Linked DNA regions of Mus musculus: region 1 is linked to region 2. The links are chromatin contacts, found by POLR2A ChIA-PET in ENCODE. All regions are on one chromosome and are shown on one strand. The core of a region is the stretch at or near the end of the contact, and the rest is flanking DNA. Distances in the headings are between cores, read along the strand shown. Region 1 holds the start of Mta2 (metastasis-associated gene family, member 2). Region 2 holds the start of Snhg1 (small nucleolar RNA host gene 1).

Region 1 (5,217 bases), core at 2,109-4,608, 220 kb before region 2:
CTACTTGGCTAATAATAGTTTGTGGGCTTTCAAGAAGGGCAACTCTGAAACCAGTGCCAACACCTTCCTCACCAAGAGGCACCAAGAGGCCTGCACTGAAATCTCCGTAGAAACAGTTAACCTGGCTAAGTGCCAACCAAAGTAGAAGACAGAAACCTCAGGCACATGCTCATCGGTGCATTGTTCCCCTGAAAAATGGGGGTACAGATTTGGGGTGGGGGTGTCCGTGTCTCTCTGTGCTCTAGGAAAACCCAGAGGTAGGGCAAAAAGAACCACACCCCTACCCCTTCTGATTGGATAAGGCCAAGGTCAGCCCCTGCCAGATGGAGCCGGAAACCCCAAAGGGCCAGGAAACTTGGTAGGCCCAGTTCATTAACCCTTTCATGACTGCAGCCTGAAAAAGAATCTAGGAGGGAAAAAGGGAGTTAAAAGAAAACTAAGTGATGCGGGTAGTGCTGGCACACGCCTTTAATCCCAGCACCAGGGAGGCAGAGGCAGGTAGATTTCTATGTTCAAGGCCAGCCTGATTTACAGAGTGAGTTCCAGGACAGCCAGGGCTACACAGAGAAACCCTGACAAAGAAAAAAAAAAAAAAAAAAGGAAAGAAAAAAGATAAAACTAAGTGAAAAAAAATTACAATATAAAGATCATAGAGAAAATGCAGACAAAGCAAAAATAAGTAAAAATGACACTAACTGGAATGGAGAGGAAAAATGGTGAAGGCAGGGAAGTCCAAGAGAACTGCTCCTAGCTTATCATCTCTATTAATGTTTTGGCATCGCCTCCAGACTACAGCATAAGCCTCTCTGTTATGCAGACTTCTCAAAACAGTATCTTCCTCTTCACCTTGGCCATCACTCACTAACCACTGTCCCAAAGTACCCAAAATGTCCCCGAGTGCCTGCTTCTCTAAAGCTCTTTTCATTTCCTATCTAAATATCTCTCCACTCACACACATAAGCCTCATTTTGGCTTTCCTTATCATGGTCTGCCCGCCCTGCTTCCAACCCCAACGTGTAACAACAGGCCTCCCTCCGCAGACCAGGCACTTCCCACCCCCCCCCAAACTCACACCCTCCCTTGGGCATGCTGCCAGGGGAAACACCTGCAGGAACATGTCTAGTCCTCAGATCCTGGGGAAGGGAGATGGGTAAGGAATGAAGACACTCACGAGCATTACTGTCAGCCAAGCTGTTGAGGCTACTAGAAATATCCCTTCGCCGGAAAAGACAGACAACCTTTGCTTCCACATTTCCATTTGCAGTCTAAAGGAGGGAGAAAAACCGAGAAGGAAAATTGGCCATTTGAAAGTGGAGATGCATGCCGGGTGTGGTGGTGCACGCCTTTAATCCCAGTACTCGGGAGGCAGAGGCAGACGGATTTCTGAGTTCAAGGCCAGCCTGGTCTACAAAATGAGTTCCAGGACAGCCAGGGCTACACAGAGAAACCCTGTCTCAAAACAAAACAAAACAACAACAACAACAAAAGAAAGTGGAGGTGCTGGGGGGAGGTGGGGGAGTGGAAGTGCGCAGAGTCAAAAGCAATATCTCCTTAAGGGTCTAAGTAGAAGAGCTAGAAAAACTTAGCAGTAAAGACTTAATACTCAAAGATAATTTCAGAACCAATGAAAAGGGTCTCCATGAGTTTAAGATCAGCCTGGTCTACACAGCAAGTTCCAGGCAGCCAAGGTTACATAATAGAGAGACCCTGTATCATTAAAAAAAAAAAAAACCAACTCCACTCACCTTATTGAGCTCCTCAATCCGTCTAACCAGGTAAGGATTGCTGGAGGAGTTCTCAAAATAGACGTAATCTGTAGGAGGTGGGGAAGAAACAAGAGGATCAGAGGAGAGGGCACCCAGATGAAAAAGTCGCTCTGTGTGGACCAAAATGAGACAAAATTCTAGATAGAGATGAAGTGGAGATGAGCAAGAGGAGAGAGTTAAGAAAATAAGTACTAGTCATTAGCTGGACAGTGGTGGCATATGCGTTTAATCCCAGCAGTCTGGGAGACCAAAGCAGGCTCTTGGTTCAAAGCCAGCCAAGTCTACAGCTCAAGTTCCAGGACAGCCAGGGTTACACAGAGAAACCTTGTCTCAAAAGAAACAAGGGGGAAACCTGCCTCAAAAAGGAAATGGGGGGTGGGGGAAGAGAAGAGAGAAAAAAAGAAAAAAAAAAAAAAAAAAAAGGAAGGAAGGAAAAGAGATATTATGGAAATACTTTGCCAGGCAGTGGTGTCACACACCTTTAATTCCAGCAGTCAGGAGGCAGAGGCAGGCGGATCTCTGAGTTCGAGGACAGCCTGGTCTACAGTATGAGTCCCAGGACAGCCAAGACTACACAGAGAATAAACCTTGTCTAAAAAGAAACAAGGAAAAAAGAAGAAAAAGGAAATGAGTTTTTACCCCCTACCCCTGCAACACCCAGTTCTAAAGTCAGATCTTCACTCAAAAGTGAGACTTAAGAAACAAGAACAAGAATTTCCCTGGAGTCCATACAACTTTGCACTCAAGTTGCATCCTTGTATAGGAGAATTGAGTAAACTGTTCAGGCCCCACCTTCGCGAACGCACAAGCCGCCACAGAAAAGAAAACCCCTGCGCGCCTAGCCCCTAGCGCGGCTGGCCGGACGGTGGGTCACTCGGGCCCCTTCCAAAGCCAAGGCCACTTCCAGCCCGGCGATCCAGTCACAGGTCTCAAGAGCACCGTTACGGCTGCAGGTAAGCCTCTGCGGTAGACTCTGCGCCCGATAGCGTCGCCGCCGCGGAACCATGGCTCTTGATTCCGGTTCCGGTCGGTGCCGCGGCCCACACGACCCCAGATGTGGCTCCCCCGCGCCTGCGGACACCGAGTCTCCCTGATCCCGGCCTCAGCCTCTTCCGCTCAGGGTACTCACCTCCCACCCGGTACATGTTAGCCGCCATGGCCGTTCCCGCCGCCGCCTCCGGCCACACAAAGAGGTCCCGGAGGCTCGCGGGGGCAAAGCTCAGCTCCAGACGAAGCCCCCAGCGCGTGGCTGACGCTTCGCGGAAGTGTCGATGGGGCCCGAGCAGCCGGCACCTCTGCTCGCTCAGCCGCCGCGGCTCATCACTGCCCGCGCGACGACGACACTGCTATAGCCTCACGCCGGGACACCGAGGCCAGCTCCGGTCTACTCGGCTTCTTCCGGAACGAGCTCGATTCCTGCCTGACCGGAGTGAGGTTCCAGCTCCTAGCGTCCTCACCGAGTCCCAGCAGACGTCGTGCGGTGCCAACCGCTGGCAAGGTTTGCCCTGCCCGCGTCCGGGTTCGCCTCCTTCCGGAACACCTTCGGCCGATCCGGAGAACAAGGCCCAGCGCTCGGCTCAGGTCGGAGAGCAAGACCCCGCAGATCGGCCACTTCCGGAAGGAACTCGGCTCCTTTCGCTCAGCCGCGGCCTCGCGCTCGGTTATTTCCGTTGCAGCTCGACCCCGCCCCTGAGGGCGGTGAGGAGCCGGAATTAACTCTTTGCACTATGGGTCCTAGCAGCTCCCCGGCAGTGGCGTCGAAAGGCGCGCGCGCGCCCTCACTCTTCTTGAGGTTATTTGCAAGCCGCTTTGCCTGTTATTTGCATATTTGGTCTGAACTCCCTTTTCTCTTCCCGCCCTGCACTTTTTTCTTTCATCCTAACACAACTGGGCCCCTGAGGGGACCCGCCGCACAAAAGCACCAGGCAGTTACTTTTTTCTTTTTATTGCCCCTCACCGAGCAGAGGGTGTCGGAGCTGGGTTGCCTGGCTCAGCCAGCAAGTCTGTTGTTATTTTGTGTGCAGTGGGGTGGTTAGCCCCTCCAGAAAAATGCGCAATTGGGAATGTATGAAGTCAAAGAAAAAGCCAGCACAGGAAAAGACTGTCCTTGGTCCTAGGGGTTTTGGCCAGGGTGGGGCCAGACCACAGTACCAGAGGGACAAGACCATCCAGCATCAATCACACGTCCAGGGAGGAGGCAGGGGACAGAGAGGGCGTTCTAGATGGTGTGGCAGGAGCGGGCCCAGAGCTCCCTGCCCCCAGCACTCGCCACTGAAAGATGCTAGCATCCTTGCCACCTAAGGAGACAAGGTATGAGTCGTCGTGCGTGAACCGGACACTAGTCACATGGCTGCCATGGCCTGAGTACATACGACTTGGCGCCTAGATGAGAGAAAAAAAAAAAAAAAACAACTGGTTGCAGCAATGGCAGGGTACCAAACCTACCCACCTGGGCCCAATGGTCCCCTGAAGCCTCACCTTGGCTCGAGCACATGGGTACTGAAAGAGGTGTACTTTGCAGAAGTCGTCTGCCACAGCCACCACCCGTTCATTGTGGGAGCGGCAAAGGGAGTTGATGTCTGTCCCATCAGAGCCATCAGGCCACACACCTAACACAACAGGTGGCCTGAGTCAGGCTGCTACCACAACCTAGAGTTGCAGTGTTTCAGGTCTTCAGGTTGCCACTGCGCTCCAGACAATCCCAAGGGGCCTCCTAGCCTGGATTTGCCACTATGACCCCCACCCCGAGGTGGCACACGCCCAGGATTCTGAGGGCAGAATGGGTTCTTCCTTGTTTCCCCAGCCCTCCTAACGGATTCCAGATCCTGGCTCACCATAGACGTGGAAGCCCAGCACACAGGTATAGGTAGCCCACTCCCGGTCTCTGCTCTCATAGCGGTTCCTCAGCAGTTTGCAGCCTCCAGCCACATCCCCTAGGTGGAAATCGCCTACTCAGCCGTCATTCTTCCCTCACTTGACGACATGAACTGATCATAGGCATAGCGTCCACTATGAACCCCACTGTGTGCTTCCCAAGTTCTCACTGACTTGGCTTGGCTTTAAGTTAGGCCTGCATGATGGTGCAGATCCTTAATCCCAGTCCTAGTGGGGCAGACAGATCTCTGAGTTGGGGGCCACCCTGGTCTACAAACGCAGGTGACAGAGGGAACCCTGTCTCAGAAACAGAGAATGTAGCCTTAGACATGCCTAGAGCCTCTGGATAAAGCACTAACAGTTTCTCATCAGCTGCCCCTCCCCCACTTGCCCTAAGGAGCTATCCTAAAGCACTGTCTTCTTGGTGCAGCCGGCTTTTTCCTTTGTTTTGGTTTGTTTTGGTTTGGTTTTTTTTTTTTGGGGGGGGGGGTTGTTTTGGTTTGGTTTTTGGTTTTCCGAGACAGGGTTTCTCTGTATAGCCCTGGCTGTCCTGGAACTCACTTTGTAGACCAGGCTG
Region 2 (5,588 bases), core at 2,033-4,532:
CACACAGGAAACCATTTAACAGGCCATGGTCAGCTTCAAAGTTACTCTTGGCAAGAAATGGGGGTTTCTTGGTAATTGCAGGATGAGTTTCACAGAAACTTTTGTTATATAAAAGGAACCCTTAGTAAGTCAATTTCTGCATATCACAGTATAATTGACCTAGGGAATTCTTAGCCAGATTTCCTGCCTTGCTGATACAAAGCTCAGGTGCCATTACTCCAGACTCAATAGTCCTGCTAAAGAAATCACCAAGTAGAGGGTTTTTACCTTAGTGAAACCAAGACTTTTTAGGATCCACCCAAATCAAATAAGCCATCACAATAAATAGCATAAAGAGCATTTATTGCTAGAACAAACACAGAGTACAAGTTAACAGTGGAAGAACCAGGTATCAGCTCCTACAGTTAACAATGTGGTAAGCAAGGAAGGTAAATTTGCAATTGCAAAGAATTATTTCATCATTTATTTTAAAGTGATCTCTTATGGTGAAACACTGGCCTGGACAAACAGATCTTTCATGATTTCTGTTCCTGCAAGATAAAAATTTGAATTAGGAGTAGAAAGCAAAATCATCCTACATTCACTATCAGAAGAGACTATAGGCTGTCTAGGTAACCAGTTTCCCCCAACCCTGCGCCGCCCATTTTAATGATTTGAAGGGCTTACCTATCCTTCACACGCAGCTCATTCTTTTCCTCAGACCTGTAAAACAAGTAAATCACCTTTTGATTCCTCTTTAATCAAGTGAGAATTCTTCCCTTTCTACGCACAAAAATGATCCCTCAGACAGTTCCTTCTGGAACAAAGTTTCCTCTTTTCCCCCAGCCAGCCCCAGTGGGTTCACCTTTTCAGGCTCTGGAGCTAGGACAGGAAGTAGGACGTGTGAACATTTCTTCATGGGGAAATTATAGTTCAGCATACTTTTCATCTAAGTTTTCTCACCTTATTTTAGCCTGGACTTGAAAATGAAGATATGCTTCAACTTTCCTACAAAATAGCAAACAATTTGGGCCATTAATGCTTAAGCTTCTTTTACAAAAGCTTATGCTAGTATTAATACTATGCTAGTATTAGCATAAAAAATTTCCTACTTGATCCAAAATGAGCTCACAACTCAGAAAATACCTTTCTCCACAGCTATCAGACTGGGGCGGTATTCAGTTCATCAGGGTGAGCAGGAATTCACTAGGTCTAAGTATTATATATTCAACCTTATACTACAAAAAGCATTACTAAGACATATACCTGGTACGGCTCCTTTGTTCTCAGCCAGACACACCATCTCTGAAAAACAAGACAGTCATCAGCAATGTTAAAAATCCTGCAACAGCTTGTTCCTATCTAACCCATCATTCTGAGAAAAATCAGATTTCCAAGTCTCAACAGCAATCATCAGCCGAACGAGATTCTATGAAAGTCATCATATATACACAAAGTACGTTCTCAGTTAGGTCCCCCCACCCCAGTCCAATGCTATGCACATACACCACACCACACACTGGAATCACTCACCTGTAAACCCACAAGTATGGCACTGCTAACAGAACCTGGAGAAAAATAACAAACCTTGAAAAGGCTGGATATAAGGCCCTTGCCCCCACACTACCCTTTGGTTTCTCAGGTGTTCCTGTGTTTTCATTAGCAGTCATAGTGAGCTAGTTTGATTCATCATAGAAACAGCAAACCTAGTGAACAAACCCCATCCAAAATAATCTAACTAACCTTTGAATGCCTGAGATTTGTCACCAGGAAAACCTGTGGAAGAGTAACAAGTAGTTATTTTCAACCATCAGGACAGAATTACAATCTGTCTGTCAGCACTAACTGCCATCAGAACTCTAACATGCTATAAATTCACACCTTCACGGAGTGTTCAGTGTCATCATTTCAAATCATCTGACAGTTGAGTTTTTAAGAGAACAAAGGCCTTAACATAATGTGTCCTCTAGAAATACAAATAGTAAGCAGCAAAAAAGTGTTGTGCTGCTTCAATGTCTGTCTTGACTATTTTCCCTAGGGAAACCCTAAGCTCTACTTGGACAATTACCTGCACTCATCCTGGGAGGTAGCTCGAACTCTTCATGTTGTCACAGCACCCTGGAAACAGAGAAACAATGTCATTTTTAAATGTAATCACAGCCACCTCAGCACCTTCTTTCTTCAGCCCATTTCAGTAGTAAGATGACATCATTGCAACTCAGCCATATGCTTGTCATTTACATTGTTCATCATTAAGTGGCCATCTAAATATGTTCCCTAAGGAAGCACCAACCATCAATACCTACCTGACTACAAGCAAAACGTGTTATTTGTAAAATTGAACAGGCCTGGCTCCAAAGTGTAAAGGGCTTTGAGATGAACCACATCTAGAACAGAAAAAAAAAACCCCAAACTTCAATAAAAGACTTTATGCCAAACAATCCAAATACCTGCCACAGATTGTGCTACTCAGAGAATTTTTGTTTTCTCCACTAAACCATCAGAAAGAGAGAGTTCAGTTTTCATATCATCCCCGTAGCACACACACAACTTATACTCAACAACCAAAAAAATCTGGTAAAACCATTAACACTACTTACTCTGAAAAGAGAGCGTACACCCATCCTTTTGTAAGGTGGCACCTCAAACCTGTAGAGAAGTTAGCATCGGGTTACTTCTACACCAAGAAATCTCTAAAGGATGAGAAGGCTGTGATGTAGGGCCAGCCTCCTCAGAGTTACTTATCCTCACAGATATATCAGTACAGGTCTGTGAAAAGGTCCTCATCATAGGGGGTGGCCTTGCACTGCCGCCACCATTTTGTCCTTCACAAAATCCTGTCATCTTTAGGTCTTGAATGCCCTAACATGGTCTCCCCGCTAAGACTACGGAACAGATTACCAAAGTCCACATTTATTAACGCTGCCCACGAGGGTCTTTTAAATCACCAGAAATAAACATTACGTAAGAAAATACAGGCGGCGGTTCACAACAGTGACAGATAGGTGTTTGTGATAAAAGCCAGCCGCAGTTATAGGAAAGCTGATTAAGAGAAAGACAAGAGCCAGGCGTGGTGGCGCACGACTTTAATCGCAGCACTCGGGTGGCAGAGGCAGGCGGATTTTAGTTCGAGGCCACCCTGGTCTATAAAGTGAGTTTCAGCAGGACAGCCAGGACTATACAGAGAAACCCTGTCTCGAAAAACCAAAAAAAAAAAAAAAAAGAGAAAGACAAGAAAAAAACAAAGTGAAAACTACAGCACATAAAGACGTAGAGTACTTACCCCGAACAAGGAAAAATGAGGCCGACAAGAACAACGTGTGGCCTATAAATAGCATCTCGCAAAGGCCCACGGGATTTGGAGGTGGGACTAGGACTCACGCAGGCGCTAAGGTAAGCGGTGTGCGAGCCGGAGGAATTGTGGGTAGAGGAATCCGCCCAAAGGGGCGTGCGGAGAGCTCCGCCTCTGATTTTGCAGCGCGAAAAAGAGGCGCAGGCGCTTTAGGGGAGTGCGACGCTACGCCTTTGGCGCTGCGGCTAGGCGGTTCTTACTCACTGCGGGTAAAACGTCATCGCTGGAGATTTTGGTTCGCGACCCATACAGCTCGACTGTCTGGGTCACAACTACCAATATCCATACGTTGAGGCGATTTCTCACCCTCACTCACGCTAAGCCGCGTGTTGATCCATCTCTATGGATCCTGAACCTACTGAACACTCCACCGACGGTGTCTCGGTTCCCCGCCAGCCGCCCAGCGCGCAGACGGGGCTTGATGTCCAGGTTGTCAGCGCAGCGGGCGACTCAGGTACTGGGCCCTGGGCTGAGCTCGGTTGGATTTTCGCTTCCTTGCATGAAGCCTTTTAGGGAAACCCAGTCGGGACTAGAAGCCCTACGTCATTCTGGAGACCGATTTTTGTGTTTTGCTTCCTGGTCTATTTTCGCCATGTTCTTGGCCCGGATTGAATGAAGTAGGGCCAGCATTTAGATGTCATTTATGGAGCATGTTGCATGTTTTGTTTTTAGCAGTGCTATAGATTAAAGCTGCTGCTATGTGCATGTGTAGATAAGTGCTATACTACTGAGGCTGACAATTCTCCACACAACTGGGCTTACCGTTTAAAGCACCCAATATGAGTTAATATTCCACACTCCTAAAAGTTAGGGATAACCCTCATTTTATGCATGGGTGGTCTTAGATATAAAGAGCTCTGGGGGGAACAATCATTAGAATTTACCAGTTTTCTAAGTCGCAGCTATAGACTGGTTATTGAGAGTGTGCAGTAGCATTATAGTCATATGCATATAGCAAACATCTATATGCAGAAGCTTGCCTTTCGAACAATTATCATTACTCTCATACTAATTGCTCTTCTGCATGACCTCACTTAATAATCCAAGTTGGAAGGTGGTAAGGTACAGTTATGGGTGAGAAGCTCGGGTCCCAGAGAGGTTAAGTCATTTGCTGACTGTTACCCAGATAAACAGTATCAGATCCAAGGTATAAATCCAGGCAGCCTGATTTCAAAATCAGCACTTGCAGAAGACCCTGGTTCAATTCCCAGCTAGTAGCCATCTGCAGTTCCAGTTCCAAGGGATCCAGTACCCACTTCTGGCCTCCATGGGCACCTGACACACACGTGGTACATACACATCTAAAGTTTAATTAAGAAAAAATAATGCTGGGCATGTTGATTCATGCCTTTAGTCCCGCCCTAGGGATGCAGGCTCAGGAGGAGTTTGAGGAGCTCAGCGGCTCAGCATGTACCACATAATGAGTTCTTGTCAGCCAGGGCTACATAGTTGAAACCCTGTCTCAAAAAAGAAAAAAAAAGTATTTTAATTTTTGTCTTTTTTTTTTTGGCTTTTCGAGACAGGGTTTCTCTGTATAGCCCTGGCTGTCCTGGAACTCACTTTGTAGATCAGGCTGGCCTCGAACTCAGAAATCCGCCTGCCTCTGTCTCCCGAGTTCTGGGATTAAAGGCATACGCCACCACGCCCAGCTTTGTCTTTGTTTTTTGAGACAGGATTTTCCTGTGTAGTCCTAGCTGTCCTAGAACTTACTTTATAGACTAGTCTGGCCTCAAACTCACAGAGATCCACCTGCCTCTACCTCTTGAGTGCTGGGATTAAAGGTGTGCAACATCACAGCCCAGCTTTTTTTTTAGCGTGGATTCTGTAGTGTTTACAACTGGGGTTGAAGTGATGATTCAGCAGTTCAGATCAAATGGTGTTCTTGTAGAGGACCTAAGTTTAGTTCTTAGTACCCATGTTATGTGGCTTATAGCCACCTGAACCCCAGCTCCAGGCAATCTAACTCTTCTGGCCTTTTTGGGCACCTGTACACATGTGGCATATATTTGTGAATACACAAACATACACATAAATAAAAATTAAAAGGAAAAGAAAACAAAAGCAAACCAAAACAGAATCATTCCATTTTCCAGATGAGAAGAGTGATATGCACATACACACGTGTGTGTGTGTGTGTGTGTGTGTGTGTGTGTGTGTGTGTGTGTGAGAATGTATGTATGTATGTATGTATGTATGTATGTCTGTCTATATATCCAACAGGATCTGGGAGAAGGGAACCAATAAATAAGGCAACTCT

Evidence for each region. ChIA-PET counts read pairs that join two places held with the same protein, here RNA polymerase II (POLR2A).
Region 1: POLR2A ChIA-PET joins it to region 2 with 22 read pairs in embryonic stem cell. The contact joins the promoter of Mta2 here to the promoter of Snhg1 in region 2. POLR2A ChIA-PET finds 5 or more read pairs at or near these places in 4 of 5 experiments (Patski and embryonic stem cell).

The regions. Positions count from the first base shown.
Region 1 is chr19:8,940,061-8,945,277 of GRCm38, reverse strand. Mta2 (metastasis-associated gene family, member 2) reads right to left here and starts at 3,358. Exons shown (of 18, transcript NM_011842.3): 1 at 2,896-3,358; 2 at 1,746-1,813; 3 at 1,172-1,265. The coding sequence starts at 2,923. Eml3 (echinoderm microtubule associated protein like 3) reads right to left here. Exons shown (of 22, transcript NM_144872.1): 20 at 4,601-4,699; 21 at 4,245-4,375; 22 at 3,696-4,148. The coding sequence ends at 3,945. It overlaps Gm10353 (predicted gene 10353), which reads left to right and starts at 2,888. Exons shown (of 4, transcript NR_165499.1): 1 at 2,888-4,626.
Region 2 is chr19:8,721,181-8,726,768 of GRCm38, reverse strand. Snhg1 (small nucleolar RNA host gene 1) reads right to left here and starts at 3,282. Exons shown (of 10, transcript NR_002896.3): 1 at 3,263-3,282; 2 at 2,580-2,628; 3 at 2,286-2,366; 4 at 2,048-2,097; 5 at 1,723-1,755; 6 at 1,513-1,547; 7 at 1,246-1,284; 8 at 943-987; 9 at 667-702; 10 at 443-530. It overlaps LOC115489078 (a small nucleolar RNA gene), which reads right to left and starts at 2,776; the gene lies at 2,705-2,776. LOC115489084 (a small nucleolar RNA gene) reads right to left here and starts at 2,518; the gene lies at 2,444-2,518. It overlaps LOC115489083 (a small nucleolar RNA gene), which reads right to left and starts at 2,237; the gene lies at 2,168-2,237. It also overlaps Snord22, LOC115489082, LOC115489081, LOC115489086, LOC115489087 and a transcript of Slc3a2 not described here.